Linked DNA regions of Homo sapiens: region 1 is linked to region 2. A link is a loop called in an ENCODE intact Hi-C map of the cell type or tissue named here. Cell type or tissue: MCF 10A. All regions are shown on one strand. Each heading gives the region's core, and the rest is flanking DNA. Links, peaks and the distances in the headings are about the cores only.

The links. Peaks named below come from ENCODE experiments on the same cell type or tissue, not always from the same donor. Only the 100,000 strongest peaks of a DNase experiment are listed, where the experiment ranks them.
Region 1: it touches region 2 in a loop (6-fold over the local background); 5 of 110 quality-filtered maps call a loop at or near these places.

Annotation. Positions count from the first base shown.
Region 1 is chr1:203,654,510-203,670,792 of GRCh38, forward strand. All of the region lies in intron 1 of ATP2B4 (ATPase plasma membrane Ca2+ transporting 4), which reads left to right. It also overlaps the pseudogene NSA2P1. Among named protein-coding and RNA genes, the nearest start is that of ATP2B4, 36 kb to the left of the region's middle. In MCF 10A, for the core only: no CTCF peak of the experiment used is centred there; a DNase peak (open chromatin) is centred at 8,932.
Region 2 is chr1:203,494,682-203,510,964 of GRCh38, forward strand. OPTC (opticin) reads left to right here. Exons shown (of 8, transcript NM_014359.4): 2 at 1,284-1,555; 3 at 2,296-2,434; 4 at 4,000-4,158; 5 at 4,968-5,170; 6 at 8,233-8,328; 7 at 8,869-9,064; 8 at 13,965-14,268. The coding sequence starts at 1,325. The coding sequence ends at 9,039. LOC105371688 (a long non-coding RNA gene) reads right to left here. Exons shown (of 5, transcript XR_007066807.1): 4 at 10,061-16,073; 5 at 8,991-9,372. Among named protein-coding and RNA genes, the nearest start is that of OPTC, 8.7 kb to the left of the region's middle. RefSeq lists a silencer at 10,027-10,202. In MCF 10A, for the core only: a CTCF peak has its summit at 10,166 (motif pointing right); a DNase peak (open chromatin) is centred at 10,170.

The DNA of each region.
Region 1 (16,283 bases), core at 4,941-12,940, 160 kb after region 2:
CTGCCATAGACAATGATTCCTCTGATGGATCTGGGCAAAGTGAATTGAAAACCTCTGGAAAGAATCCACCATTCTAGAGGCCATTAAGAACATTCAAGGGCTGGGAATGGTGGCTCATGCTTGTAATCATAGCATTTTGGGAGGCTGAGGCATGAGGATCACTTGAGCCTAGGAGTTTGAGACCAGCCTGGCAACACAGGGGGACCCTGTCTACAAAAAGTGAAAAAGTTAGTCAGGCATGGTGGTGTGCTCTTGTGCTCTCAGCTACTCAGGAGGCTGAAGTGAGAGGATCGTTTGGGCCTGAGAGGTCGAGGGTGCAGTGAGCCATGATTGTGCCACTGCACTCCAGCCTGGGTGACAGAGTGAGACCTCGTCTGGAAAAAAAAAAAAAAAAAGGAAAGAAAAAGATATTCATGATTCATGGAGGAAGTCAAAATATCAACATTAACAGGAGTTTGGAAGAAGTTGATTCCAACCCTCATGGCTGACTTTGAGGGGCTCAGGATTTCAGTGGAGGAAATAACTGTAGATGTGGTGGAAATAGCAAGAGAACTAGAATTAGAAGTAGAACCTGAGGATATGACTGAATTGCTGCCATCTCATGATAAAACTTGAACAAATGAGGAGTTGCTTTTTAGGAATGAGCAAAGAAAGTGGTTTCTTGAGATGAAATCTACTCCTGTTGAAGATGCTGTAAATACTGTTGAAGTGACAAAGGATTTAGAATATTACATAAACATAGTTGATAAAGCAGCTGCAGGGTTTGAGAGGACTGACTTCAATTTTGAAAGAAGTTCTACTCTGGGTAAAATGCTGTCAAATATCAGTCCTTCATGGGGATGTAAAAAAAAAGAGGCCAGGCACGGTGGCTCACGTCTGTAATCCCAGCACTTTGGGAGGCCAAGGCAGGCGGATCACCTGAGATCAAGAGTTGGAGACCAGCCTGGCCAACATGGAGAAACCCTGTCTCTGCTAAAAATACAAAAATTAACCAGGTGTGGTGGTGCGTTCCTGTAATGCCAGCTACTTGGAAGGCTGAGGCAGGAGAATTGCTTGAACCTGGGAGGTGGAGGTTGCAGTGAGCTCAGATCATGTCAGTGCACTCCAGCCTGGGCAACATAGCAAGACTCCATCTCAAATAATAATAATAATAATAAATAAAATAAGAAACAAAAGGAAGAAAAGGAAAAAATGCTGTCAAATAGCATCATATGTTATAGAGAAGTCTCACTAAAAAGTCAATCAATGCAGCAAACTTTATTGTTGTCTTATTTGAAGAAATTGTCACAGCTACCCCACCCATCAGCAAGCAGCCATCCACATTGAGAAAAGACCTCTCCACCAGCAAAAAGATTACCACTTCCTGAAGGCTCAGATGATCATTAGCGTTGTGTTTTGTTTTGTTTTGTTTCTGAGACGGAGTCTTGCTCTGTTGCCCAGGCTGGAGTGCAACGGTGCGATCTCGGCTCACTGCAACCTTCGCCTCCTGGGTTCAAGCGATTCTCTCAACTCAGCCTCCCGAGTAGCTGGGATTACATGTGCCACCACGCCCAGCTATTTTTTTTTTTTTTTGGTGATTATAGATTAATATAATATACAGCCATCCTTAAAGCCACAACATATCACAGATCACAAAAGTGCTTTCACCAAGTTACAACCCTAACACCTTACTTTTTTATGTCATCTAACTGCAAATAAGTTTCTCCTCAGAGAATCAGTGCAGTCTTCTTTATCCTTTTAAAACTTAGCTGGAGCTGCTTAAACTAATTCTTAATACCATTCTGAAACTAGAAATATACTGTTTAGAACACAGAAATGCTAAGAAAGTACAAAGACTTTAGTATTTTTTTTCATTTTCATGATTCAAGTAGAAAACAGTGCCAAGTAGGTATTATTCTACATGGTAAATGGAAGAAAAAAATGTTTAGAATGTGAATTCACTAGACCTTTGCGGTATTCAGAAGTTAAGGATTTCACAGGTGAAAAGATTTCTCTAAGAGTTCTGAACTTTGCGTCTTCTCACATACTTTTAGTGTAAACACTGTAAACTTAACATCTGTATTAATGCTGTCTTTTTAGGATTAATGAATAACGAGGTAGAAGATACTTCATTTAAATTCTCAGACACATAATTAAGTGTGTATTAACCTTTTTGAAAGGCATTTTCAACGGAACTGGTGGTTTTTCAGGAAATTGCTGAATACCCACGCATAAATGCAGATATTGATGAAGTAGGATATTTGTATATTTGCTTTTTTTCAATCATTCAATTTTATGAACATGGGGTCTAAGCAGATTTCAAAACAAAGACCATTTATAAAACTGGACCATTTTAATGTTTACAATGTAATAAATCTCTTGATTGCAGACATATATGGCTGTTTGGTAGAAACATTACAGTAATGGCAGTTTTTTCAGTTGGTGTGTAGTCCCCAATAATTATATATGAAATTGCTGTCAAACCAGTAAGACTGCATTTATGCAGCCATCATTTTCAGGACTGTTGGTAACCTGAGCATATTTTCTCCAAATAACTTTGCCTCCTTGTGTCACAAGGCCCAATTCGCTCACATTTACCTCAATGACAATATCTTTGGTAATAACACCCACAGTTGTATACGGTGGGGATGAGGGATTCTTCTTTACACCAAGTATTGGTGGGCAAAAGGTGGCTTTCAGTTCAAGATGTAATACATGGGCTTTCTTGAAATGCATATTGGCCTGATCAGTCTTTCTTATTTAGGTGGTTTTCTTGTAAAGCCATCTCCGACAAAGCAGAGTTTAGTAACCACCCTCTTCCATGCCTTCTTCTTTCTCTTTCCTGTTCAAACAACTTTTAATACGTCTGTTTCTCCCTGGGCATGTACTTTAGTCAGAGGGACTTCCCGTTTTCCCACCTTCTCTTTTCATTTCTGTTTAATCATATTGGAAAGTACTTTGGCTCGAGATTGTCCCTCTCTGTCCAGCAGATAAGCAGGTACTGCTCCCTGTGGAGTCTTTTCATCCTTCTTTTGTTTGGTGTTTCTCTTTTCATGCATCTTGATAGTCTTTTTCATTTGTATTTTCTCAGCATGACACTGTTTAAGGTAAAGCTTAGCCTTCAGACCAATCATTTGCTTTGCCTTCTTTGAACGTTCATGAGCCTCTCGTTCATAAGCCTCTCAGCTTTCCTTCTTTCTTTTCTTCTCATGGTAATCCAAACGGTATCCATAGTGTTTATGGTGTAATTCAATATATTCGTTCTGTGGCATGGTGACAGGCGCAGAACCACCAGGAGTAGCCCCTGAGGTGCGAAAACACTCTCAATTTTAAGGTCTCAGAGACTCCACGCAGGCCGGGACAGGAAAGGGTCACCCTTTTTTAAAAATATTTGTAGTAGAGACAGGGTTTCACCATGTTGGCCAGGCTGGCCTTGAACTCCTGACCGCAAGTGATCCGCCCCCCTCAACCTCCCAAAGTGCTAGGATTACAGGCGTGAACCACGGCCGATCATTAGCATTTTTAACACAAAATATATTTTAATTAAGGTAGTCACATTGTGTTTTTTAACCATAAAAACACTTAATAGACTATAGTATTGTGTACACATAACTTTTATATGCACTGAGAAACCAAAACAATAATAAATAACCAGGAACTTGCCTTATTGCAGTGGTCTGGAATCGTACCTGCAATGTCTCCAAGGTATGCCTGTACTAAAAGGAAAGTCTAAGATTCAAGAAGGGATGATGGACTGAGCACTGTGGCTCATGCCTTATAGTCCTAGCACTCTGGAAAACCAAGATGAAAGGATCTTTTGAGCTCAGGAGTTCAAGAACAGCCTGGGCAAAATAGAGAAACCTCATCTCTAATAAAAATTAAAAAAAAAAAAAAAAGCCTGGCATGATGATGCAGGCCTGTAGTCCCAGCTACTTGGGAGACTGAGGTGGGAGGATCACTTGAGCCCAGGAGATTCAGTCCGCAGTGAGCTATGATGGCGCCACTGCACTCCACCCTGGCCAACAGAGGGAGACCCTGTCTCAAAAAAAAAAGAAAAAAAGAAAAAGAAACGAAGACGGGATGATGAGCAAATAAAATGGTAAACATGGAGTGAAATCTAAATATTGATGTCAAAGACAAGAAATATCAGAAATATAACAATGTCTAATTGATAGGAATAAAATGAAGATATAATTTAAATCCTCAGTAACTATAGTATATAAATTGGAAGGTAAGGCCAGGCATGGTGGCCCATGCCTGTAATCCCAACACTTTGGGAGGCTGAGGCGGGTGGATCACAAGGTCAGGAGATCGAGACCAGCCTGGCCAACATGGTGAAACCCCGTCTCTACTAAAAATACAAAAATTAGCTGGGCGTGGTGGTGTGTGCCTGTAATCCCAGCTACTGAGGAGGCTGAGGCAGGAGAATTGCTTGAACCCAGGAGGTGGAGGTTGCAGTGAGCCGAGATCGCGCCACTGCACTCCAGCCTGGGTGACAAAGTGAGACTGCGTCTGAAAAAAAAAAAATTAGAAGGTGAATATAGTAATTGGAGTTTAAGTGTTCTAAGGTCCTTATATTTTCTAGGGAAAAAATTAAAGATATTGCTTATTAGAAGTCTTTATGTTAAGATTTCTAGGCTAATACTAAAAAACTTGGTATAATATAACTTCCAAACTAGCAGAGGGGAAGAAAAATGAAAAGGAAACACAAATGAAAATGATAGAAAATGTGTCAGTTAAAAAAAAATTTATGGTTGTGATATCGAAGAAAATAATAAAGATTACCATTTCTTGAGTAGCTCTTGTATTAATCACTTTGAATCATTAATCTTTATAATTTCATGTAATATATGTCAGAATGACAAGCCCAAAGCAGGTATTTAAAAATTATAGTTTCTGGCCAGGTGCAGTGGCTCACACCCATAATCCCAGCACTTTGGGAGGCAGAGGTGGGAGGATCACTTGAGCCCAGGAGTTTGAGACCAGCCGAGACCACACAGCAAAACGTTGTCTCTACAAAAACATTTGAAAATTAGCCAGGCATGGTGGCACACCCCTGTAGTCCACAAAGGAGGCTGAGGTGGGAGGATCACTTGAGCCCAGAGGCTGAGGCTTCAGTGAGTTCTGATCATGCCACTGCATTCCAGCCTGAGTAACAGAGCAAGACCCTGTCTCAAAAAATAAAAATAAAAATTAGCTAGGCATGTGGGGGAAGCCTGTAGTTCTAGCTACTGGGGAGGCTGAAGCGGGAAGATTGCTCCATCCAGCCTGGTTGGCAGGGTGAGACCCTGTTGCTAAAAAAAATATATAAAAAGCTGGGTGTGGTGGCTCACGCCTGTAATTCCAGCACTTTGGGAGGCCAAGGCAGGTGGATCACAAGATCAGGAGTTCAAGATCAGCCTGGCCAAAATGGTGAAATCCTGTCTCTACTAAAAACACAAAAATTAGCCGGGCGTGGTGGCAGGTGCCTGTAATCTCAGCTACTCGGGAGGCTGAGGCAGGAGAATCGCTTGAACCTGGGAGCTGGAGGTTGCAGTGAGCCAAGATTGTGCCACTGCACTCCAGCCTGGGCGGCAGAGCAAGACTCCATCTCAAAAAAAAAAAAAAAAAAAGAAAGAAAGAAAGAAAGAAACTTGTCCAAGGTCACAGAGCTTGGATTCCAATCCAAGTATTTGAAATTCAACCCAAGCTACTTTTCCCTTTACCATGTGGTAGATTTTTTCTCTCTAATGCCAAAACATCATGTAACAGCCAAGACCATGAGTTTTTTGGACCTGGGTTTATGGTCCAGTTTCACCACAAGTTAACTGCAGAGCTTTAGGCCTCAGTTCCTTCAGTTGTTGAAAGAGGATAAAAATAGCTATCACAAAAGGTAGTAGGTTGGAAGATCGTGAGAATGCACGCCATTGGGGTGAGAATGTATCACTTGGGGTGGTGGAGATAAAAAATGAGGTCCCAGTTCAATGTAACAGCCGATGAATAGGCTCCTAGGGAGCAGTAAGAAGAGAACGGAGGTGGGGGGTGGGGGGAGGCCTGGGCACAGTGGCTCACGCCTGTAATTCCAGCACTTTGGGAGACCGAGGTGGGCAGATCGTGAGGTCAAGAGATCGAGACCAGCCTGGCCAACATGGTGAAACCCCATCTCTGCTGAAAATACAAAAATTAGCTGGGCATGGTGTGAGCACCTGTAATCCCAGCTACTTGGGAGGCTGAGGCAGGAGAATTGCTTGAACCTGGGAGACGGAGGTTGCAGTGAGCCAAGATCGCACCACTGCACTCCAGCCTAGCAAGGGTGAGACTCTGTCTCAAAAAAATAAATAAATAAGAAGAAGAGCACAGGGACTGGGCACGGTGGCTCATGCCTGTAGTCCCAGCACTTTGGGAGGCCGAGGCAGGCGGATCACTTGAGGTTAGGAGTTCGAGACCAGCTTGGCAACATGGTGAAACCCTGTCTCTACTAAAAATACAAAAATTAGCCGGGCATGGTGGGGTGGCCCTCTAGTTCCAGCTATTTGGGAGGCCGAGGCAGGAGAATTGCTTGAACCCAGGAAGCAGAGGTTACAGTGAGCTGAGATCGCGCCACTGCACTCCAGCCAGAGCAACAAGAGAGAAACTTTGTCTAAAAAAAAAAAAAACTTTCCCAAGGTCAAATGGGTAGTGATCTGGGATTTGGGCTGTCTGTCCACAGAGCTTATGCTCTTAATCTCTGCACCATACTTTAAGAGGTGAATGATCACTGAGAAAGAGAGCTCTCATGTCTGGAAAGCACCTCAAAGGCAATATTATGAAAAAAGTGTGGCTTCTGCCAAAGTCGGGTTTGGATTCTGGCTTGGCTTCTTACTGTGTGAGCCTAGACAAAGTATTTAGCCAGTTTTCTCCTCTGTAAAATGGGAGTGATACGACCCATTTCCCAAGGTTGTTGAGAGGATCAAATGAGATACTAATACAGAGTGATCAAAAAGCCTGGAGACTTAGTTCCCCATCTTGGGTCAGGAAAGCCTTAGCTGTACCTGCTGTAACCAGGTGCCTGTGTTCTCTGAGCTGATGATGGGGTGACTTTGGGAGAGGAGAGGATGAACACAGATGCCTTTCTCCTGCTCTTTGAAAAGGTGATTTGTCTACCCTATGCCCACCACCCTCAATGCACTCCCACCATTGTCTCCTACCACACACAAGCATGCTGCATGGTATTCAGAAAGCCCAGTCTGTTTCTCCACCCCTTTGCCTTGTCACTCAGCTTTGCCAGGTCCCTTGAGTTCTTTGATGTTGTGCCAGGCTCTGTGTGGGCTCCCAGCCCTGGGCGTGTCTGTGGTGACTGACCTGTGCCCCACTGGCCTCCACCTCCATTACCACAATGGATCTGAACTCTCGGTGACAGCAGCTGCTGGTCCACATCTGGAATTTAGCTCTGCTCTTCCCTTCTCCACCCTTCTCACCTGTCTATACCAGGATGACTCTTCCATCTGCTCTTCTTCCTTCTCCTATTTTTATTTATTTATTTTACTGTGATAAAATATACAGAACATAAAATTTGCCATCTTCACCTTTTTTTTTTTTTGAGATGGAGTCTCACTCAGTTGCCCAGGCTGGGGTGCAGTGGCACGATCTCACTGCAAGCTCTGCCTCCGGGTTTCACACCATTCTCCTGCCTCAGCCTCCCGAGTAGCTGGGACTGCAGGTGCCTGCCACCACGCCCGACTAATTTCTTTTTGTATTTTTAGTAGAGACAGGGTTTCACCGTGTTAGCCAGGATGGTCTCGATCTCCGGACCTCATGATCCACCCGTCTCAGCCTCCCAAAGTGTTGGGATTACAGGCATGAGCCACCGCTCCCAGCTTATCTTAACCATTTTTAAGTAGACCGTTCAGTGGTACTAACTACATTCCCAGTGTAGGTTTCCCATCACCATCATCCATGTCTAGAACTTCTCCTTCATCCCAAACTGAAACTCTGTACCCATTAAACAATAATGCCCATTCCCCACTCCATCCAGCCTGTGGTAACCTCCACTCTACTTCCTGTCTCTATGAATTTGCCTATTCTACATACTTCATATGAATAGAATTATACTGTATTTGTTTGTGTGTGTGTGACTGGCTTATTTCACTTAGCATAATGTTTTCAAGGTTCATCCGTGTGGCAGCATGTGTCAGAACATCCTTCCTTGAATAATAATTCCATTGTATGGATGTGCCACACTTGTTTGTCCATTCATCTGCCCATGGAGGCCCTCCTTTTTTAAATCACATTTTTTGGGTATATCATAATTTGCAGTAATATGAAGAGAATAGCCTACTCTTTCCTTGTAGCAGGAAACTGAGGAGGGTCACTCTCCCAGATAGTGGAAGGCAGGTGGAATTGAGTGTGCTGTTTATAAACTCTGTCCTGAGGTTTTACTCTTCCAGAGGTCTCTTTTCTCGACAAATACTTAATGCGCATGACATCACCTGAACCCAGAAGTGCTAGCTAGAGAGAAGTGATTATCTGGGGCCAGAACCTTGCATTTGCTTGCCTTCCTAGGGAAAGACCCTATTGTTAACCCTGGAGATTCCCTCCTTTCAATGCTGAAGGCCTTTAAAGGGTCTAGAGACTGTAGAGCAACATTTTGTTTCCTGTTTATATTTTTTGGGTTTGTGTTTGCTTTTGTTTTTTGCATTTCTTCCCCTTGTCAGTCTTTGTCCTTCCTGGTCCTGATGCACTTCAATATTTCTGGATGTGCTGTACTATAATCATAGGCCTTCTTAATATGGGTGTATCCTGTCTTCTTTATTTAGAATTCTGCGGACTGGGAATTCCCTAAGGGAAAGAGCCTTCTTCCTTTCTTTTTCTAATCTTCCTCCACCCTTTTTTGTTCTCCTCCCTTTTGTACCTCCACAACACACCAGGAGGTGTACCGCCTCCATCTAGACCACAAACTGTACTCTCAGGGTACCCATGGCCAAGAAGAATGACACACACACACATCACACATACATTCAGCATGTCTCACTGTTACCTCTGAGAGGAAGTAGGAGAACCTATATTAATCCTCTGAGCTCATCAGGACAGGAATCCCCAGCTCCAATGTCCTGGGTTGGGCCTAGAATTATCCCACTATTTTCTACAGGCTGCTCTCTCTCTCTCTTTTTTTTTTTTTAAGCAAGGTCTTGCTCTGTCACCATGCTAGAGTGCAGTGGTGTGATCATAGCTTACCGCAGCTTCAAACTCCTGGGCTCAAGCAATCTTCCCTCCTCAGCCTCCTAAGTAGTGGGGACTACAGGCACATGCTACCACACCCAGCTAATTTTTTATTTTTTGTAGAGACGGTGTCTCACTGTATTGCCCAGGCTGGTCTCAAACTCCTGGCCTCAAGCGATCCTCCTGCCTCGGCCTCCTGAGTCTCTGGGATTACAGGCATGAGCCACTGTGCCCAGCCTCTTCTCTCCAATTTCTTTTAGGACCTTGTAGTATGGAGTATGCCTTAGCTTCTTCTAGGCTCTTCCTGTGGTTGCATGGCCTTAACTGAGTGAGTCACTTCACCTTTAAGACCATATGCTCTAAAATCTGTCAAAGAATGATATTGTCAGTCCTGTCTATCTTAAAAGATTGTTGCAAAGATCAAATGTCAGAGTGCTTTGAAAACTGTGAAGCATTATCCACATGTGAGTTCTTAACAGAGTTCCTTTACTCTCATGAACTCTTTCTGTCTTTTTACTTAGTCTTGCTGACACCACTTAAAAAGGAACCTCAGACAGATAGATTCCCCAGATATAGCTGCAAAAATTAGAGATTCTGGAGAAGTCTGGGAATGGGGAGTACCAATGTCCTCCTGGTACACAGAGCCAAGGGTCCAGATCCAGGACTGGAAAGTATAGGAACACGGTGGCCAGAGGCACGGGGAGGCTCTGACAGAGGGGCAGGAGCAGTTTGCCTCCACTGTTCAGTGGCTTCTTAAGATACTTGATCTTCATCCAAGGGCAAGGGCCTTTGCACATGAAAAAAGTAATAATCCTTTCAACTTTGGTATGGGGTAGATGACTTTTTGATCCCCATTTTTTTAGATGAGGAAATGAAGGCTCAGGGAGAATGGATTTGGAGGAGGTTTGGCTGAGAGGCACTGGTGCTACTTGGGAAGGACTTCATGGGAGAGCCTGTGAGCTGTGAGGGGCAGGAGCCTGGCCCGGGTGCAGGGGCCCCACGGGGCTGGCCACTTTGACATCTTCAGCTCTGGCTCTGGTGCATCCCCATGTCAAACTGGATTCACTACTGGTTTTCTTCCTTAGATATTTTTCAGGATTTGGTGACCCAAGGGAATGCCAGGTTGACAGTTAACTGCACCTGCTAGTCCTTAAGGTACTTTTATTTTATTTTATTTTATTTTTGAGACAGAGTCTCGCTCTGTCACCCAGGCTGGAGTGCAGTGGCGCGATCTTGGCTCACTGCAAGCTCCGCCTCCCGGGTTCACGCCATTCTCCTGCCTCAGCCTCCCGAGTAGCTGGGACTACAGGCGCCTGCCACCGCGCCTGGCTAATTTTTTGTGTTTTTAGTAGAGATGGACTTTCACCGTGGTCTCAATCTCCTGACCTCGTGATCTGCCCACCTCAGCCTCCCAAAGTGCTGGGATTACAGGCGTGAGCCACCGCACCCGGCCCTTAAGGTACTTTTAAAGATTTTAGAAAGGTGAATATAGCCCACAGGAGCAAGGCCCATCTGGCAAAACTTAGGGTGGATTTCATCTCCCAAACCACCTCCTTACCTGGTGCCCATGTTCAGGGCACATGCTACCTGACTGTATGTAGCAGCTCTGAAAAGAGAAGGTTCCCCTCTGCTCAGGGTGAGCCCTTAGTGGGAGGCCCACGCTGTGATGAGCTCTCTCCTGCAGCAGCTTGATGGCCACAAGCTGGCAGCAGGGGAAACCCTAGAGGTTTTGGGTAGGCACAGGCTAGCAGGCGTGGGAGATGTTTCTGCCCTTCCTTTGACACCCAATACAGATTTCTTTGCCTCAGGTGTCTCTGCCCCTGTCCTGCTTTCCTGTCAAGATTGTGTAGCCTTGGCCGGGCTCGGTGGCTCACGCCTGTAATCCCAACACTTTGGGAGGCCAAGATGGGCGGATCACGAGGTCAGGAGTTCAAGACCAGCCTGGCCAATATGGTGAAACCCTGTCTCTACTAAAAATACAAAAATTAGCCAGGCACAGTGGTGCGTGCCTGTAGTCCCAGGTACTCAGGAGGCTGAGGCAGGAGAATCACTTGAACCCGGGAGGCGGAGGTTGCAGTGAGCCGAGATTCACAGCACTGCACTCCAGCCTGGTGACAGAGCTAGACTCCATCTCAAAAAAAAAAAAAAAAATTGTGTAGCCTTTTTATCCAGTGCTCAGCACAATATTTTGCTAATACATGCTTAAATGTAAAATGAGGGGATTTGTTTAGACTTTTCCATCTACGTGGCTATGATTATGGGATTCTTGTTTGATGTAGTTGGTGGGAAAAGCAGAGGACATGCTCCCTGAAAAGACCAGGAACTTACTGGCTAGTATTGTTACTGGTGATAAAATTGTGACAGGTCTGACCTGCCTCCTAGCTTGTGGTCAGCCTACCTGCTTTGAGAAGGTGGTGGAGCATACGTGGTAATTAACCTACAGTGGTGCCACAGTTGCTGCTTCTGGGTAGAGCAGAGCGGTGAGCAACTCTGTCTCCTTTCCAAGCTGGCACCAGCTCAGGAGGAAGCATCCAAGGGGATTCTCATAAGCCACAGAGAACTGCCCATGAGTATGAAAGGGAATTCCTGGGCCAGGTGGCCACACTCAGCTGACAGCTCCTGCTGGGAGGAATGGTAGCATTTTGGTTTCTTACAATGTTCTCCATCTGGCTCCTTTGAAATGAGAGTTGAAAGGGTCCTGACCAGGGGACCTGCAGGAGGTGGACAGCAAGGCAGGCCTCAATTCTGGAAACAGCACCTCCACACATCACTTCTGGGGATAATTATCTCATCTGCCCTCTTTCAGGCAAAACTCAGAGTCTTTGGAGGGCCTTCGCTTTCCCAAAGTAGCTTAATTTTGGCCCCCGTTCTTCGTGCCTCCTAGGTTTTGTTGGGTGGACATTTAACATAGTAGAAAGCTGACTCCTCTTCCTATTAACCTCCTAGGTTTATCTCACCATCTGAATAGGGCCTTATAATCCTACAAATGAGGCCTCTCTCCCTATGCTCACCAGGAAAAATTGAACTCTCAAGACTGTCCATTTTCTTTGCCCTGTTATGGAAACTTCTCTTCCTTTTGCCATATCCCCCTCTTATCTTGGCTCTTGAAACTATTCCCTTAGGAAGAAAAAGGCAGTTCCCTTCCTGCCCTTCTTTTGAACCAAACTTCTGTTTGTGGTCTTGGAAACCATGACAACCTGGCCTAAGAAGCCACTTTGACCATCTTGGAAGTTAATATTTCAGTGCTGTGTACTCACAATTGTGAGCTCTCTAGCACCTTTTTGCTTTTGTTTTGTTTCGTTTTAAGATAGGGTCTCACTTTGTCATCCAGGCTGGAGTACAGTGGTGCCATCTCCACTCACTGCAACCTCTGCGTCCCAGGTTCAGGAGATCCTCCCACCTCAGCCTCCAGAGTAGCTGGGACTATAGGTGCGCACCACCATGCCTGGCTAATTTTTGTATATTTTGTAGAGATGGGGTTTCACCATGTTGCTCCAGCTGGTCTCGAACTCCTGGATTCAAGCAATCTGCCCACCTCAGCCTCCCACAATGCAGGGATTACAGGTGTGAATCATTGTGCCCTGCCTCTAGCACTTTTTTCCAAAGGGGGACAGAAGCCCGTGATCTACTGAGAGGAGAAAGTTTCAAACAAAGCAACCCTAGATAATCCTTCTACAAGTACATTAGCAAAGGAGCAATGTTCCCTGTAGGTTCTAGGGAGTGGATATGGGCAGCATTCGCTGGCAGTCTGGAGTAAGGTTCTGGAGTGTGGCCTATACTTATTTTTCCTGTGCTCTTTTCTTCTTTCCTCTTCTCACAATTGCTCAGTTACTCAGTAGACTAGTGTTGGAGGTAGCTATCTTTTCGCTTACACCAACTTTTTTTTCTTTCTTCTCCTCGATATGTTTGTCCTTCTTGCTCGGGTGCTACCTTTTAAAGCCCAAAGTTGGGAATCCAGGGAGCTGCGATGATTAACTGCAGGAGCCCAGTGGAAGAATTCCACAGCCTTAGACGGCAAAGTTTCCATAGCCTCACTGCCGTGGGACTTCCCCCGCATGAAGGCGAGCTCTCTTTCTTGGTCTGGCCATTGGAGGAGGGAGGGAAGACAGCAGCCTGGCGTGTCCTCAGCTTCTCTGAGGACTTGGCTGCTTACAGAGAGAGGGCCCAGTGACAGGAACCCTAAAGGGAGGAAAGTGACCCCCTCCCCACCACACTGAAAAAGATCCCTCTCTGGTGATGAAGATCTTGCTAATTTGGAACAGCTGGCCAGGGTGTGTTAGACTGGAGGAACTGGGGGAAAGCTTGCTCTGGCAATCTTCTGCAGAAACAAATAGCATGAGATGCCTATGAAAGTTTCACTCTGCTTGGATAGGATGTGTGATGCTACTCCTCCTCTGCGAATCCTTGTGTAGTGGTGGGGAAAGAGAGAAGAAAGCAGCCTGTCACCAGGGGTTGGATTTTAGCATCCATATGTCTATTCCCCACCATGCTCTGTAGGCTCAGAGTGGAACGGAGGTGGAACAGTGGAGCCATCTTGCAGCTTGTAGTTGGGTAGGACTAGCTTATTGTGTTCAGTTCTTGAGTGGTCAGCTTCTTTGGGAACCCTGAAAGGAGCCAGGGTCAGATTGTAGTGCCTTTTTAATCTGTCTAGTCTTCTGCCTCCATCAAGCCACTCCCCTATTTATGCTAGATTGGGAGCTTGGCTGAGCATACTACATCCTGACTTTGGTGTTTTGTTTTGTTTTTTTCATTTTTTAGATGGCTATAGTTACTATAACTGACTTTTGTATTTAATCCATGGGAATATTCTCCTATCCCTCCCCTTCCCCCACCTAGAGTCCTCAGTGTTAACTGTTTATCTCTACCTCCAATGTAGTTAGTTCCCACATAAATATTTGACTTAGACAAGCAAGCTCCAGATGGACTGGGGAGAATGCAGATTGGCTCATGGAATCTGGTCCCACATGCCTTTGACCCATCATCCGTGACCCCAGTGACACAGATGGGTCCTGGGTTGGTGCTGGCTGTGGCAGCCCCACAAGTGCCTGACTTGCTTTTCAGCACATTCCTGCTCCTTCCACTGTGTGAGCCACTGTGGACTAGGACAGGACTGATTGGTTTCAGAAATTATCCAGGCAAGGATCAATCCAATTAGGCTGTCCCTGGAGATGTGGGAAAAGAGAATGAGAGAGATTGAGAGATTGAAATAGACAGATAGATTGGGGAGAAGGAGGTAGGGGAAGGGATACACATAAGTATGGGATAATAAAGTCAGAAGTTTGGGAATGAGGTATAGAGAAAAATGGGGAGGTGGAAATAGTTTGGTGCTAGGTATTCTTCTTATGATCTTGGTAGCTTAGGGCTTTAGAAATAAAATAATCTAGAAAATATCTTATTTTTTCACTTCCTACAAACCTCCGACCACCATCCCACCATTCTTCCAGGTTTTGCCTTGGAGGTTGAAGTGGTGTTTAAAGTGGTATGTATAGGAGTTTAGAATCAACTGGGTTGTGTTCACCTTTGCCTCTCCCTAGAGAGTAGATGGATTCCTTCAGTGATGGCTCATTCCCCTTCTATCTGCACCAAAACCTCTGTGACTGTGTCCTGCAGATCAAGGGAGATGTGCCATCAACCATTCATTCAGTCTGCCAATTTTAAGGTGCAAAGAATGTGGGCAGATGGAGCAAGTGCTGAAGGAGTGGTGCCTGGGTCTTACTGATTGTCTCTGGAGACTGGATCCCTTTCCAGGACTTTTTTTGGTTGTTGTTTGTTCGTTTGTCTGTTTTTTGAGATGGAGTCTGGCTCTTGTTGCCCAGGCTGGAGTGCGATGGCGTGATCTCGGCTTACCACAACCTCTGCCTCTCAGGTTCAAGCGATTCTCCTACCTCAGCCTCCCGTGTACCTGGGATTACAGGCACGTGCCACCACCCCCTGCTAATTTTTGTATATTTAGTAGAGACGGAGTTTCTCCATATTGGTCAGGCTGGTCTCGAACTCCCGACCTCAGGTGATCTGCCCACCTCAGCCTCCCAAAGCGCTGGGATTACAGGCGTGAGCCACCGTTCCTGGCCCCTTTCTGGGACTTTCATACTTTTCCTTCCCTTGGAAACAGAAGCACACTGGATGGAACAGAGAGAGGTGGCTCATTCATTAATTGCACAGGTTAGGCCAGGCTCTGGAGCTGAGGTTGGGATAGAGAGGTGATGACACAACCTTTCTGCTCACTTGGAAGAAAAATACACAATACTCTCCACTTTCTCTCCCCTGAGAGACTTCCATCAACAATGACCAGCTGGGGCTGAGTCACCTCTTTGCCTGCCCTTTGTCTCTTTCAACAATGAGCCCTGTGTCCATCACTGTGGATGCGAGCCCTTTGGAATAGATGTTCTTTCTAGTCCATGAGTTTTGGAAGCTCACTCTACCTTGGGACACTGAAATATGTCTGCATCTCTCTTTGTCTTTTTATGTATTCCCAAGTAATGGCCACTCGGCTTGAGTTCATACTCTTTTTTATTTTATCTTTTTTTTTTTTAATTGAGTCTCACTGTGTCACCCAGGCTTGGAGTGCAGTGGCACGATCTCAGCTCACTGCAACCTCCATCTTCCCGGTTCAAGTGATTCTCCTGACTCAGCCTCCCAAGTAGCTGGGATTACAGGTGTGTGCCACCACAGGTGGCTAATTTTTGTATTTTTGGTAGAGACGGGGTTTCGCCATGTTGGCCAGACTGGTCTCTAACTCCTGACCTCAGGTGACCCACCTGCCTTGGCCTCCCACAGTGTTGGGATTACAGGCGTGAGCCACTGCGCCCGGCCGAGTTCATACTCTTAACCTAGGAAGAGAAGCACAGCTTATCTGGAACCTTAATTCATAGTTAGTACTTTTCCATCAGCCTACACCCAACAGTCCAGGACTATACCTTTTTCATCTGTGGACTCTTTCCTCACCTCTCCCTTCTCCCTTCCCACCCTATAGGAACTAGGATGCTGATGATAGTTGGTTTGACAGGTTTAGAAGTGATGCCTGCTCTGCTCTTCTGACCTCAAGGTTCTGCCAAGACTGATTTTTATCCCAAGTTCTGATTTCTCCAACAAGAGCTTATGAGCTAACCAGGGCTGTCAGTTAGGAC
Region 2 (16,283 bases), core at 5,384-13,383:
AAAAATTTTAAAAGAAAGAAAGAGGGAGAGTCTACTAGAAACTTGTGCAGCTAGCTTTGGGGAGGGCTGTGTTAAGCCTACACTGGGTATGACTGTTGTATACACTTATGCCTGGATACAAAACCACACCACATGCATTTCCTGACCCGTCTATACATATACGAACTACATGAACATTTGTACTCACATGCATATCACATACATACGCAGGCATCTGTGTGCACACACACACAAATATACACAGGTATCTAAGGAAATTTCCAGATGCGTACACACTCATGCAATCACACACAAAGAACTCTTTTATCTGTAATAATCTGTTTCTAAAAAGCTGCATTTAGAAGTATATTTCATAAACTAACATTCTTTTTTACATTGTATGTTTCATTGTAAGTCCATGTCTCCTAAAGAGACTAGGTGCTCCTAGGAAGGGCTGTGCCTCATTCATTCTGTACCCACAGAGACAAGTCCTGTGCCTGGAACTCAATAGACACCCATAAATGTTTGTTGAGCAAATGCATGAATGGATGATCTTTATAAAAAACCACAAGAGTCAACTGGGCGCGGTGGCTCACACCTGTAATTCCAGCACTTTGGGAAGCCAGGGTGGGTGGATCACCTAAGGTCAGGAGTTCGACACCAGCCTGGCCAATATGGTGAAACCCCTTCTCTACTAAAAATACAAAAATTAGCCAGGCATGGTGGGTGCCTGTAATCCCAGCTACTCAGGAGGCTGAGGCAGGAGATTCGCTTGAACCCAGAAGGCGGAGGTTGCAGTGAGCCAAGATCGCACCACTGCACTCCAGCCCGGGAAACAAGAATGAAACTTCGTCTCAAAAAAACAAACAAACAAAAAGACCCCATAAGATTATTTGATGTTGACATTCTCTAAATCGAGCTTAGTGACTAGCAGTCATGTTCTGAGCATGGGGTTGTTTAAGAGAGGACATCTGTGTGCATGCACCAGTGTGTGCCTCGTTTGTAAACAAGGGGACTCTTGTGAATGTGTCTGTGTTGAGATGTGTCTGCACATGCCTCTGTGAGTGAATATCAGTGTTTGGGTGAGCGTGTAAAAACACTCAAGTGGGGCGGTGGAGGGAGGGGGCTGCTAGGAGATACCCCCCAAGACATAGTCCCAGCTGGTAGGGAATTTGTGCATGTGATGAGAGCACTGAGTCTGCAAGTGTGGGGGTGGGAAGTGGAGTAAATCTGCGAGCCATTCCCACAACACTCTGGAGAGCCTGTCCCTCAGATCGCTGCCCTTCCTCGTGCCCACTTGCCAGGACCAGCCGCTGAAGGGATTCTCAGTCCCATCTGACTCCCCATGAGGCTCCTGGCTTTCCTGAGTCTGCTGGCCTTGGTGCTGCAGGAGACAGGGACAGCTTCTCTCCCAAGGAAGGAGAGGAAGAGGAGAGAGGAGCAGATGCCCAGGGAAGGCGATTCCTTTGAAGTTCTGCCTCTGCGGAATGATGTCCTGAACCCAGACAACTATGGTGAAGTCATTGACCTGAGCAACTATGAGGAGCTCACAGATTATGGGGACCAACTCCCCGAGGTGAGGGACACAGCAGACCAACTACATTCCCTGCATGACACTGGGAGTCAGAGGCCAGGGCCCTCCCATCTGCCCCAAAGTGCGGGTGTCTCCAGCCTCCACCTCTTTCTCTGTGAGGTGGAAATTCTTATCCCTCCATAGGGACTTGTCACTTAGATGATACTAAGAAACAGGACACAAACCTGGGACTTCTCCTTCTTCAAAACTCATACTTGCCTCCCCCTGCCAAAGCTATGTCTCACTGGGGGAGGGGTTCGCAATGTCCTCATCATATTCTCTAGGAAATAAAAGTGCCACATCCCCCATCTCTTTTCTGAAACTGTCCTCCAGTCTGAAGTTCTTTCCCAGGTCCTCTTGGCCTTCACTGCAGCAGCGTGGGGTGCAAGCCCAGAAGCCCCTACTCAATTGTGCGTGAGCCTGGTCGGTGTGGAGCAGGGGAAGAGTGCCGGCCTGGGAAATCGGGAGAGCAGGTTTCGTCTCTGCCTTGACCACCTGCTGGCTCTTTGATCCTCATCCCTCTCCTCTCTGGGCCCCAGTTTCTTCATCCATAGGATGGACATGCTGGACCTGATGCTCTGTCAGGTCCCCTTTTTGCACAGTCTTTCTGCTATCCTTCCCTCCTCCTCCTCCACAGTGACTCTTTGCTGGTTTGAAATCCATCACTGAGGTTCCCAGAGTCCAAAGTTAAGTCCCTTTTGTGCAAAAGCTGGGCTACTGTGTACTCTGTGCTACATCTCCAGGTTAAGGTGACTAGCCTCGCTCCTGCAACCAGCATCAGTCCCGCCAAGAGCACTACGGCTCCAGGGACACCCTCGTCAAACCCCACGATGACCAGACCTACTACAGCAGGGCTGCTACTGAGTTCCCAGCCCAACCATGGTAAGTGCACAGTCACATGGTCGCAATATCCCTAGGTCATAGGCCAAGCAGCTATGACCCAGCACCAGGGGGTACCAAAGTGGAACGTGGTTGGGGTTGGGGCATGGAGGGTCAGGGCTACCCTTACTAGCAGGGAGAGAAGGGGAAATAGCCACAGTAAGAACAGGAAAAAAGAAATCAAAGACTGGCACTGGCTGTCCCTAATACTTTTGCCTGAATGTACAAGTTGAGTAAGAAGCAAAGAAATGCAAGAACTCCCTTATGCCCTAGCAAAGCCACCCTGCCTTAATTAATAGCATGACGGGGGAAGCAGGTTGAGTGGTAATTAGATTACAGACAATTAAAAGCCTGTAGAGAAGAATAACTAACTTTGTGGCTGTCACTTGGCATGGGAGCAAATGAAGCAGTCACACTGCTTTTCAGCTTCAAAGTCCCTCCTCAGCAGCTCTCTTTCCTTCCCTGATGCCCTCCTGGAGGCTGCGGCTGGCATCCCTGGCAGTGAGGCCTCAGCAATCTGCTGGAAATCAGAAGTGGGCAGAGGAGGGGTGAAGTTCATTCTGGACCTGCTTGCCCGCGGTTTCCCTGTTCTCTTCTCGGGATGTTTGCCTTGGGTGGACCTGGGGTATTGGGGCATTGGCAGGAAAACCATTCAGTCAGGAATCCATGACCTCTCAGAGCTACAGTCTCAGGCTTAAAGAGGCCATAAAGGGCCTCAGCTGAATCCACCATTCAAAGCCTCAGGATAAGAAAGATGCTGGGGCCCCTCTGCTCTACCCACTCCTCCTGGTCACTGCTGGCAGAGAAGAGCTCCTTAATCTGGGGGCTGTGTCACTGCTACCAGAGTTATTCCTTGAGTTGAGCTAAACTGGTCTCTCAGTAATCTCTGTGCCTTGTGATAGCAAGTGACAGAAACCACCTGCGCTATTCAGTTGTATGATCCAATAAAGTCTCCCCAACTACTTGGGGTGGCTGACCTGGCCTAACCTCATTACCCGTGGGTACAGAGACAGGGTCATGGACAGAACAGGAGAGGGCTGCTTCCCAAAGAAAAATTGGCATGCTGATGCCATAAGAAGGGGAAGTGGTTGCTGGGTAGGCACTGTACTCCACCTTGGTTCTATTGTGCTTCTTGGAGCCACACAGAACATGTCTAATTTCTCTTCCCCAAGGCAGATGGCAGAGCCAGCAACCACTGGCCATCCCACTTAATTCTGGCTTTACTTTTTGGGACCAGAGAGGAATCCTGTGGAAAAGAGACCAAGGGATTTCCTAGAAACACCCACATAGGCCCAGGAAAATGTACACAGAACCAGGGTCTGCTGAAAGTATAAATGGGCTTGGGCTGGGTAGTAACTGAGGATGGACCTGCCTCTCTGGGGTAGAGGACAGAGTGACAGGGGAGCAGACAACAGCACCGTGTACATGGTGCCCGTCAGTTCTGGGCAGCAACCCATAGGCTATCAAAAAGGCACAGATGGCCATGGTTCAGACACTCCCTGGGGCGAGGGCCATTGGCCCCAGAGGCTAAAGAGATCTCCCTTTGTTCTGTCTTCCACCTGGGCCAGGTCTGCCCACCTGCCTGGTCTGCGTGTGCCTCGGTTCCTCTGTGTATTGCGATGACATTGACCTAGAGGACATTCCTCCTCTTCCTCGGAGGACTGCCTACCTGTATGCACGCTTCAACCGCATCAGCCGTATCAGGGCCGAAGACTTCAAAGGGCTGAGTATGTAATGCCCTGGGAAAAGAGGAGTGGGGGCAGGCATATGCAGCCACCCTGCCACTAGGACAGTCACCAACACTGTGTTAGTGCCCCCCGTGTTAGCTCTTTCCTGTTGGCTCTCAGTCCCTCCAGCTGTCAAAGGGAAATAGCCCGAAGTCTCTAGAAGTCCCTTCCTTGAAGTATTTAGATGGTGGAAGGGACCTGTTTTTATTTGTTCTCCAAAAACGTCTGGGAAGCTGGGAGGGGAAGGTATGATCTGCCAGCATCTTCAGGATGTCCCAGCAGTGACAGCTGTGTGATCAGCTGGCCTCTGGGCAGGACAGTCTTAAATCTACTCTCCATGGCACTGATGCTGTTTACAGGGTTGTTTGTGTGCTTTTAGCTTCTTTATGCCTTATGCCCTGCTTGAGACAGGAGACCTGGGTTCTGATCCAAATTCTACCACTAATTACCCAGAGCCTTTCCAGGCCTCAGTGCCCTTTTGTTTAGACTCACAAGTGGAGGTGAGGTGGATCCAGGGATTCCTGGGCCTGTTGGTTCTCGCTTTCAAGAGGCTTCTTCTAAAGGATGCAAGATGGACGGCCACTGCACAGGACAAAACTCCAGGGAGGGGCACTGAGGCATCCGAGGGCTTTTCCAAGGAGTCCTGGTTTATGTTATTTCCTCTGGTTTGGGCCTAGTGCAGGTGGAGAGCTGGTTAGAATCCCCTCATCTTGAGAGGGATGGAGCAAGGTGTGGAGACAGCTCCAACCTGGACAAGGAAAGATAGTGTGTTCTGGTTTCTCTCTTTGTTCTCCCCTAACCTCTCTCAGCAAAGTTGAAGAGGATTGACCTCTCCAACAACCTCATTTCCTCCATCGATAATGATGCCTTCCGCCTGCTACATGCCCTCCAGGACCTCATCCTCCCAGAGAACCAGTTGGAAGCTCTGCCCGTGCTGCCCAGTGGCATTGAGTTCCTGGATGTCCGCCTAAATCGGCTCCAGAGCTCGGGGATACAGCCTGCAGCCTTCAGGGTGAGTCAAGGCCTTAGATCCACTATCTATCACCTCCACCACCCACCTCTACCACCACCCACCTCCACCACCTACCTCCACCACTCACCTCCACCACCACCCACCTCCACCTCTACCACCCACCTCCACCATCACCCACCTCTACCACCACCCACTTCCACACCTACCACCCACCTACCACCGCCACCACCACCACCTACCTCCACCACCACCACCTCCACCTACCACCACCACCACCACCCACCTCCACCACCTACCACTGCCACCACCACCACCTACCTCCACCACCACCACCCACCTCCACCTCCACCACCCACCTCCACCACCACCACCACCACCACCACCACCACCACCACCCACCTCCACCACCACCTACCACCCACCTCCACACACCACCACCCACCTCCACACACCACCACCCACCTCCACCTCCACCACCCACCTCCACCACCACCACCCACCTCCACCTCTACCACCCACCTCCACCTCTATCACCACCCACCTCCACCTCTGCCACCTCTACCACCCACCTGCACCTCCACCTCCACCACCATCACCCGCCTCCACTGCCACCACCACCACCCACCTCCACTCCTACCACCCATATCCACCACCACCACCCACCTGCACTACCCACCTGTACCACCCACCTGCACTCCCACCATGCACCTCCATCACCACCACCCACTGTTTTCATCCTTTTAAATTTGCTATTTATTGATTCTTTCAGTTGCAAGAAACTGATTCTGACCCAAGAAAAGGCCATCCCAAGAACCTCCATGAATGGAAACAGTACTATCAGGCCTCATGGGCCTGTTACTGGCTGAGCATCCCTAACCTGAAATCCAGAATCCAAAAGCCTCCAATAAGCATTTCTTTTGAGCACTTTGTTGATGCTCAAAAAGTTTTGGGTTTTGGAGCATTTTGGATTTTGGATATTCAGATTTGGGATACTCAACCTGTACTGGGAATGGGGGTTCAGAAGTCCAGGTGGACAACTCTCTCTCCCTCTTTGGGACACACGGCCTCTTGTCTTGACTTCTTTCTGTGCATCTGCTCAATTCACCTGTTTGCTCACCAGCATCCTCTGCACACTCACAGGTTCTGCTCCCTGAAAACATACACGTGAGTTTGGCTTGGAATAGTGCTGATTCTGGCCCTAATTCTACGTATCCTTTTATTTCCAAAACCCTTCAGTAAGTGACTGATGAATCATTGTCTTTCTATGATCAAATACTCAAGAGAGACTTTTGTTGTTGTTGTTTTGAGACAGATCTGGCTCTGTCGCCCAGGCTGGAATGCAGTGTGGCATGATCTCGGCTCACTGCAACCTCTGCCTCCCGTGTTCAAGCAATTCTCCTGCCTCGGCCTCCTGAGTAGCTGGGATTACAGGCATGCACCACCATGCCCGGCTAGTTTTTGTATTTTTAGTAGAGATGGGGTTTCACCATGTTGGCCAGGCTGGTCTCGAACTCCTGACCTCAGGTGATCTGCCCACCTTGGCCTCCCGAAGAGCTGGGATGGCAAGCATGAGCCACTGTGCCTGTCCAAGAGAGACTATTTGATTGGTCATTGGCTGGCCAGTTTTGATGGGAAGGGCTAAGTTGTATGACACAAATATGCCCACTGGGGCAGCCCATTCAATAGGGCTAGGAAGAGCCCCGGGTGTGTTCGCCCATGTGCTCTCTCTCTTTCTCTCTCTGTCTCTCAAGTAGTAGAATCTTTTACGCAATCTAATTCCTATTTAGAAGCATCAAATAAACCAAATTAGACTTGCATTTTTGAAATAGGATGAGAGCACAGAGGCACACCTGCTTGCTCTCTTGCCCTGCCCTCCCCAGTGACTTCCACCCTCTCAGCCTTCTCCTGTCTGCAGTGGTCTTTGAGGGAGTTTTACAGAACAGCGTCACTACCACTGTTGTGGTGGAAGAGCACTAGACTGGGAATCAGAAGCCGGCCACGTGACCCCGGGCCTCAGTTTTTCGGTCTCAAAGAACGGGATTGCATGATCCCTGAAGTTCCCCACTGCTCAGCCTCAGCAACATGCCAGCTGTCTCCATATTAGGAGGCGCTGCTTTGCCTTGACTCAGAGCTGTTTTCTCAGCCCAGGATAAGGCCTGGGCTTTGGAGCCACAGAGACCTGGGTTTGTGCGAGAGTCTCCTGACCTCTCTGACATTGTTTTCTCATCTGCAAAATGAGGGTAATAATACCTGCTTGACACAGCTGCTGGAGGGTTAAATAAGATAGCATTTTACAAAGAGAACAGGAGGGTTAGATACGCATAGTAGATGCTCCATAAATGGTAACTATCATTTTTATTTGCTCCCTGAGCCCTGCTGAAGGCTTGTCTCTTCCCAAACGCTTCTCTGATTAACACTGTCTAATTCTGAGAGCACGGTCCCATGCACACACTGTGTACCTCTCTGTGCCTGAGGTTCTCATTCTGCTGGTCTGGCTGTCTCCCGAGTGTCTGCTCTGTACCTGCTCCTCACCCAGAGCATGGACGATAAACAGAGCATGGAGGATGGAAGTTAGATACCAGGGAGCAGGTCATGCCAGTGAGAGGCATGAGGCTTAGGCAGCTGTGGGGTCTCCTTTATTGGAGGGTTTATTGGAGACATTGATTGGGAGGTCTTGTTTAGATAATTGTCCATGGCCCCAGGTTTAGCATTTGGAGACTTGTCATTGGGGAAAGTCCTTTCTGATAGCAGAGAAGTTGAGGCAAAGCGGAAATGTCCCCTGGTCCTCCCTTCTACCCTGTCCCTGCCCCTCCCCTGCACTACCCAGTGTCATTACCAGCTGATTAGCTCTTTCCTACTTCAGTGGCTGGCACCTCAATGGTAGCAGCTTTCCTCCTGCATCCAGTTGGAGTTAGTGTCTGTAAGATCCTTAAAGACCTGGGCAACCCCTGTGGCACCCAGCACAGAGCTTGGCGCATGGCTGAGGCTAAGTGAGCCCTGAGTGAACAAATGGGGCCACCTGTCTCTGGTCTCATAGCCCTCCTCACTGCCAGGGTCCAACAGGACCCACCAGCCTCCTACACTCTTTGCTTTCTCCACAGGCAATGGAGAAGCTGCAGTTCCTTTACCTGTCAGACAACCTGCTGGATTCTATCCCGGGGCCTTTGCCCCTGAGCCTGCGCTCTGTACACCTGCAGGTAAGGAGCACCACCCAGAGCAAGGGTGATAAACAGCGTGGAGGATGGAAGTTAGATACCAGGAGCAGGTCGTGGCAGAGAGAGGCATGAGGCTTAGGCAGCTGTGGGGTCTCCTTGATTGGAGGGTTTATTGGAGACAAGGATTGGGAGGTCTTGTCTAAATAGTTGTCCATGACCCCAGTTTGATTTTCTCCATTTTTTCTTTTTAAAACACTTTCTCTCCCTCCACCATTTTATTTTATCTCACCCAACTGCTTTTCCTTCTCTCTTTTTCCTACCCTCTGTCTCTTTCCTTCCCTTCAGTCCTTCCCTCCTTCCTCTCTCCCCTTCTCTTCCTCTTCATCTGTGCCCTCTCTCTCCATCCATCCCCCCTGGGGCTCCTCTTCTCACCCTTGTTGTGTGGCTTTGGCCCTAGATGCTTCAGTTTCTCCAGTTGCACCAGAGCAGGCAGAGCTGGTAGGGACAGCTGATGTGAGCCTTTGGTGCTGCTTAAGGGGCAGAGCCTCTTGGTGAGGCTCAGCTGGTATGTGTTCTTCCCAGAATAACCTGATAGAGACCATGCAGAGAGACGTCTTCTGTGACCCCGAGGAGCACAAACACACCCGCAGGCAGCTGGAAGACATCCGCCTGGATGGCAACCCCATCAACCTCAGCCTCTTCCCCAGCGCCTACTTCTGCCTGCCTCGGCTCCCCATCGGCCGCTTCACGTAGCTCGGAGCCCTTCCACTCCTCCCAGGTAAGAACCCTCCAAGGACCATGCAGGCATGGGCCTCCAGCCATAAAGCCCAATTCCTTATCTTTAAACGGTGATCTTTAGCCCAGGCATTAATCAACCTCTCGATCCCTTGCAAATATCACACACATGCACACGCATGCATACACACACACACTCATGTACTGAAATGTTTTTCAGTAGCCAAATTTGCATTTCTCCATCTTCTTTCCTTGACACTTATGGCTCCTGGCTCAGAAAATAGCAGTGTCTGCAGTGGAGCTCTTTTCCATATTCCCCATCTCTTGCACCCACACAGAATGCCAAGAAAGCTGTGGGAGAGGAAGAGGGGGAGGAGGAAGAGAAGGAAGAAGTGGGGAAGAGGAGAGCAGTGATGTGCTGGAGCCAGCTCTTACTACTTGCAGGAACCGATTACTAAATTTTCCAGAATTTTGCAAGTCAGTTGTTAAACACAGCCATTATGAAAAATTAAATTATATAAACTCACAATTAAATATATTATATTGAAAACAAATGTAATAATTATTCAAAAATCATCATTTTCAATTAGTTTACTATATTTCACTATTAATCGTGCCCTTGAAGTTATTTCTGTCCATGGTGTCTGTATGGGGGAAACTCTAGATAATGGTGTGCTACTGGGCATCTCTTCCAGCTCCTCATTCAGTGACATCATATCGGTGGTTTAAAATGGGCCATGGTAGGGGTATTTACACTACAGAAATTGGTAAACACTACAAATTGGGATTTCCTTTTTTGAGAGCTGACTGTAAAATGTTTGCCTGCATACCACTGAGGAGAAAGAATAGCTACTTAAACCAGCTCCCCCTACCTGCACACCATCCTACTGGGGCTGAGGTAGGTAAGATTTCTATAGGGCATTCCTTCATTTCCTGCTCTTCTGAGGCCAGGGCCTCCTGTTAGATTTGGAGGGAGCCATTCATAAGGATGGAGAACTGACACGAATCTTCACCCAGATGCGCTTCTTGTAGCACTTACCTACTCCCTGGCTCGCTGGCCAGTCTCTTGAGCGTGGTTGGCTCAGCCAGCTGGGCTGGTTCCTGGCTACTGGGGTTTCCATCCTTCCCATTCGCTCCTACATGTTCGACCACCAGAGGGCAGCCTTGTGCAAAGATAAATAAAAATAGCAATTACTCACCTTCTGCCTTTTGGATCCTGGGCAGGGGCTACTATGCTGGAAGGATGGGAGGAAGGGCAACTATCATGTAGCCAGTGATTTGTTCCTTGAGTTAGAAGGGAGAGGAGGAGATGCCACCCTTCTCCTGACCGTTATAAGGAGGCTTTGGGCAAGGGGTATGTGATGGACGGGCTCTTGGCCTCAGGCCTCATGCTAAGGCATGAGAGAGGGATGAGGCAGGGAATTCACTTACTCACGCAGGAGGATCTTATGGAGCACCCACTGCTACGTGGTGATAAGATGGTACGCAACAGAAACATATTCCTTTTCCTCAGAGAGCTTAGAATTTAGTGCAAAAGACAGGTGTGAAACAAATAAGCACACCAATAACCATGCTATTCAACTCATAAAAGTGCTGTAAAGGGTATGTAGAGAATGCTATGAATGCTTACAAGAGGAGGACCCAACTTAGGGGTCCAGAAGATCTTGCACAACTGATGTTTAAGCTGAAACCCAAAGGAGTGGGAGTTAGCCAGGCAATGAGTTGCCAAGGCAACTATTCAAGGTCCCTGGTGGTCCCCGAGTCTGGAGGGACAGGTGTTTCTTGTGGGCCACGTGGAAAGGAATCCATGTATCTGCCTCCCCCCACCTCACTGTGCACTTGGATCCTCACGGCGGTCCTGTAAACAGCCAAGTCAGAAATTATTATTCACATTCTTCAGATGGAGAGATGGAGAACTAGAGACCAATCACTGACCCCAGTTCACACGGGTGACTCAGGGTTGGACCAGGACTCAACACACAGGCTACAGACTGGCAGTGGGAAGTCTTGAAGGTGGTGGGAGGTGACTTCATGCCGTCATGGTACCTACCCTCACTCCCAGGGAATCTAGGATTCCAGCGCACCTGGCCCCAGGGAAGGACGGGGAAGGCAGTGAGCCAAGGGCCCCTTGACTTTCAGAGCAGCAGAGCTGTCACTGGCCCTTCCTCTCCTTTGCCTCCTCTTTCTGTCTTCCAAGAGTTTGTTACAGCGGAATCTCTCTCTCTGTGTGTGTCTCTCTCTCTCTCAGAGTGTGTGTGTGTGTGTGTGTTTTCTGTCTCTCTCTCCCTTTCTCTGTTTCATCCACCAATCCTATCCCCTTCCATATCCAATATCCCGTTCCATATCCTGCTTTATTGGATTATGACAAGGCCTAGGCATGCAACAGCTGAAAGCCTAAAGTTCTCCAAATGCAAGAGATCCTGGATTGAGGAATCCAATTTTCTTTTTTCTTTTTTTTTTTTTTTTGAGATGGAGTTTCACTCTTGTTGCCCAGGGGGGAGTGCAATGGCGTGATCTTGGCTCACCACAACCTCTGCCTCCCGGATTCAAGCAATTCTCCTGCCTCAGCCTCCTGAGTAGCTGGGATTACAGGCATGCGCCACCACACCTGGCTAATTTTGTACTTTAAGTAGAGACAGGGTTTCTCCATGTTGGTCAGGCTGGTCTCGAACTCCTGACCTCGGGTGATCTGCCCGCCTCGGCCTCCCGAAGTGTTGGAATTACAGGTGTGAGCCACCACTCCTGGCCGAGGAATCCAATTTTTTCAAAAATCTAATTAAAAAAAAAAAAGGTTTTCCAGAACTGGGGCTTTTGGGTACTGGAAGCCACATCATTCCCACATGCCTCTCGGTTACTCTTTGCTGAATACAGAAAGTCACCTGGCTCCTGCTCTATTGTGGGACAGGAGATCTAACAATCCCTGGACTCCTGGAGTTTGCCAGACCTATAATAGAAGCTTTTCTGTGCATCAACTCATTTAATTCCAGCAAAAACCCTAGTGAGTAGGGATGCTCATCTTCAGACTGCAGATGAAGAAACAGGCTTCTGAAAGGGGAGAGGCCCAAACCCAAACAGCAAGAGAGTGGCAGAGCTAGGATTCAATCCGGGGTCCATCCAGCCAGAGTCTGAAGTCCTGCTCTCTGCCACACTCCAATGCAGACACCATTTTCAAGTTCCAATTAAAGGAGGCCAGCTCCAGAGAGTTTCTTTCCCCAGGCCATTGCTGCTCCGGGAGGGGTTCCCCAAGGGCCGCTGCCTCTGCAGCTGTCTCTTGGCTAATCCCCCATTTTTGGCTAGGGAAGCCCAAGGAATAGAAAGAATGCCCTTGTTGTCTGTCTCCCTGAAGAAATTCTAAACAGAGCATCTGTCCCTCTGCACCAGGGAGGGAAGGAGGAAGAGAGAGATGGGGAGAGACAGAGAGAGAGAAACCCCACAGCTGTTCCTTCTCGATCTTGATGTGAACAGCTAGGCCTCCTGTTTCTCAGGTACCTAAAGGGGTTAGGGTTGGGCAACTGGCAGGGAAGGCAGAGAGCACCTCTTTAGCCAGAGTGAGGCCCTCCTGTCTTGTAGAATGGTAAAGATGGAGAGAATGACACAGAGCAGATGCAAGCCAGCCCTGAGAGAGTACAAAGGAAGGGAGTGAGAGGAGGGGCTGTGGGGTCCAGCCAGGCACGGCAGCTAGCTTGAGGGCCTCATGCCAGCCGGCAGTCTAGGTTTGCATCACATCCACCTCCTCCAACACCAGACTTTCCTAACCTCACTCATCCAGGTCCTTTGTGGCCCAGCAGCAACTCATATTTGACCTTGGCAAGGGCACTTGCTCTGGGCGGCACCCTGGTGACTATTCTGCCAGCTCTGTGTGAAGGGGAGTGCCTCCCTCCTCTGGGGCACCCTGTGGCCTTCAGGAGGGTCTTGCCCTAACCTGTCCTATGAGTATCAGCGGGAGGAGGTCAAGGGGAAGAGGCCAGGGCCCCTCCTCTCCGTGAGAGAAAGGATGAGTTTGCAATGACCTCCCCCTCTGCCTGCCCCATTCTCAGCTCCAGGGTCCTGTTTTTCCAAAGGTTACCCAGCAAGGCCTAGGGCCAGAGGAGGCTCGTGGAGAAGGGAGGGTGGGAGGGGCTGCTGGAGAGGCTGGAGCTAAGTCTGTTTTAGGAGCCAAGGCCATTTCCCCACCCTGACCTTGCCTGGACTCCCTTCCTGCTTCCTTTTCTCTTTTGTCTCTTCCCTGGGAATAGTAATCTCTTACATTTCTGCTGTCAGTTTGCACTTCAGCAAGCTCTTTTACATATGGGACCTAATTTGGCAGTCCTAACAACTCTGTGAGGAAGGAATTATTATCCCTGCTTTTACTGATGAAAATGAGAGGCTAAGTACTTTGTCCCAGAGAAAGATGACTTAACATAAACAATCTATAACAGAAAAAGAAAGATGGGCATGGGGGTGGAGCTGCAGTGACAGCCATCACTTCTTGGGAATTCTTGTCAGAGAAATGGGAAATCCCATCTCCAGCTCCTGGAGCAGAGGATGGGTGCCCCTACCACGTCCCCCCAAAATGCTTTGAAAAGCAAGGACTCGGGAGGGCATCACCCAGGCTAGAAAAAGGGGGGCTGCCTATGGAGCTTGAGTCCAGGGCCTGCCCCCAGCAGGTTCAAGGCCTGTATCCTTAGGAAGCACATGAGGTAATGAAGGTCTCAGCTCAGGAGAACCTTGGGGCTCAAAGACACACGGCCCCCCATCTCTGCCGCACCCCTACATGCCTGTGTCTGTGTCCTCCTTCCTTCTGGCCAGGACAGAGGCAGACAGACCAGACGGGGAGGTGGCCCCGGCTCTCCCCACCCCCTCCCTGTCTAGCTGCCTCTCAGCTTTCTCCTCCCACCTCACCTGCCCCTCCCCTCTCCCCCACACTAGACACCAGCTCAATTTTGTCTCTCCTCTCTCTCAAGGTCATCTCTTGGACCAGCGGGCATCACATTCTCCAGCAGCCGCCATCTCACACGCCTCCCTCCTGTGGCCGCCGGCAGCATGGACAAAGGTCTCCATGCAGGGGGAGGAGGCCTGCTTCTTTCCCCACAGCTCTCACGTCTCCCTTCTCCCTGCGGGTGACAAAGAAGCCCAAGGACCACCTCCTTCCTGCCTCATTGTAATAAAATTCCCCACACTGAGGCCTTCTTGTCTTCAACCTGGCCTGTCCAGCCCTTCCAGATATGGCCAAACCCATGGCCTGGATGGGCTTGTGTACTTCCTTTCAAATGAGCCCACACAGAACGCCCTGCTCTCCCCTTCCTCCCCTCTGCACTCCTTCTGCCTCCTTTTTCTCTATTCTCCTTCTGTGCTCAGGCACCACAGCAAATAGCTTTTTGTTTCCTCCTGGCACTACCAGTCCCAGCCCTGCCTTCAGGAATTCTTTTCTCTCTCTCTCTCTTTTTTTAAAAGACTGGGTCTCACTAGGTTACCTAGGCTGGTTTTGAACTCTTGGGCTCAAATGTTCACCTGCCTTAGCCTCCTGAGTTCCTGGGATTACAGATGTGTGCCACTGTACCGACTCCAGAATTATTTTCTTTTGTGTCTAACACACAGTTCAGACACAGGAGGGAGTGGAAGTGTTTCTTGTTATGGCATCTGTAGAGGAACTGTGATGCAAGGGAGTGAGCACTGGAATGAGAATCTGAAGACCTGAGTTTGACTACCCTATATCCTGATCACACCAGCACCTCACTCTGTCCTGGCCCCTTGGAGTTCCCTCACTCCAAATCTGTTGCTCAAAGCATATCCAAGCCCAAGGGGTGTGGTGCCTATCCCTATCTTATTACATTTCTAGTCTAAGAACAAAGACCCAACCCTCTCCTACTGTTCCCAGTAGCACAGACTACCATTGACAAAGAGGTATCAAATGGTAAAAGGAGAAAAGGAAGGAAGTACAGAAAATACAGACACACAATCAGTCTAGTCTCACAAGTTGAGCTTTCTGAGCCCAAATCAACTATACCATGGCTTTAAAGCTTGCTTAGCTGCAGGCCTTCCTGACCCTTCTCTAGTCCATGCAGAAGAGAGAATAATCCAAGCTTTTCAGGCCCTTTCTGACCCATCCTGAAACCAAAGGTAACGACCTTTGAATTACACGTTGTCCATAATCAGTGTCCCCCAAGGATCACTGGGCAGTCTTAGGAGAGGTGCTTCCTCCCACAGAGAGGCCCCCTGCCTCCCAGGACAGGCTCCTGGAGCCCAACACCTGTGAGAGCCGCAGCACCTCTCTTGGAGATCTAAGAAATCCCTGAAGGAGGCTCGGCACAGTGGCTCACGTCTGTAATCCCAGCACTTTGGGAGGCCGAGCAGACAGATCACAAGGTCAGGAGTTCGAGACCAGTCTGACCAACATGGTGAAACCCCGTCTCTACTAAAAATACAAAAAATAGCCGGGTGTGGTGCTGTGCGCTATAGTCCCAGCTACTCAGGAGGCTGAGGCAGGAGAATTGCTTGAACCTGGGAGGTGGAGGTTGCAGTAAGCTGAGATTGCACCACTGCACTCCAGCCTGGTGACAGAGCGAGACTGTGTCTCAAAAAAAAACAAAAAAACAAAAAAAAAAAAGAAAGAAATCCCTGAAGGAGCCATGTCCTGGGAGACAGGCAACATGGCAGGTTTTAACCCTGCGGACATACAGTGGAAGATGAGCGCCTCTGCCCTTGAGGGAGTGTTGGAGGTGGAAGTGGGGGCATGAGAAACGGGGTGGGCAGAGAGGAGCAGGACCTCCCCCAGTGCATGAGGTCCTTGGTTCTAAATAATCCTGAAAAATACTAGCCCAGAAAGATGCAAACGGCCCCGATGCTGGGAATGTTCTGCAAAATAGGAAGGTGTTAAGCAGTTACCCAGATGTTTCAAGCTAAAGCATCCTGCAGAGGAGGAGGAAAAAAAAAAGTCATCTTTTGGGACTCAAGTCTTCCAAATCAGCTGTGTGCTTGGGTTGTAATCACCTTGCCAATGTAGATGCTGCTCCTTTGAAGAAGTAATCTGAAAATAGGGTCCTTCTTAATGTCAGCAGATCAGTACATTATTCCTGCAGAGATGATAGGAAATGAAGACAGGAAGCTGTCAGAAAGTCAATATTTCAAAGGACCAAAGAGTCCTCAGGGTCCTTTGGTCCATGCACCTGTGTCTAGGCAGGGCTTTACCTAGTGCAGATGGTGATCTTCTCTGGTTTACGCCAGGGCCAGAGGTGCAGGCTGCAGAAAGCACCTGCCACCATCTGTAGGACATCATGCTAGCC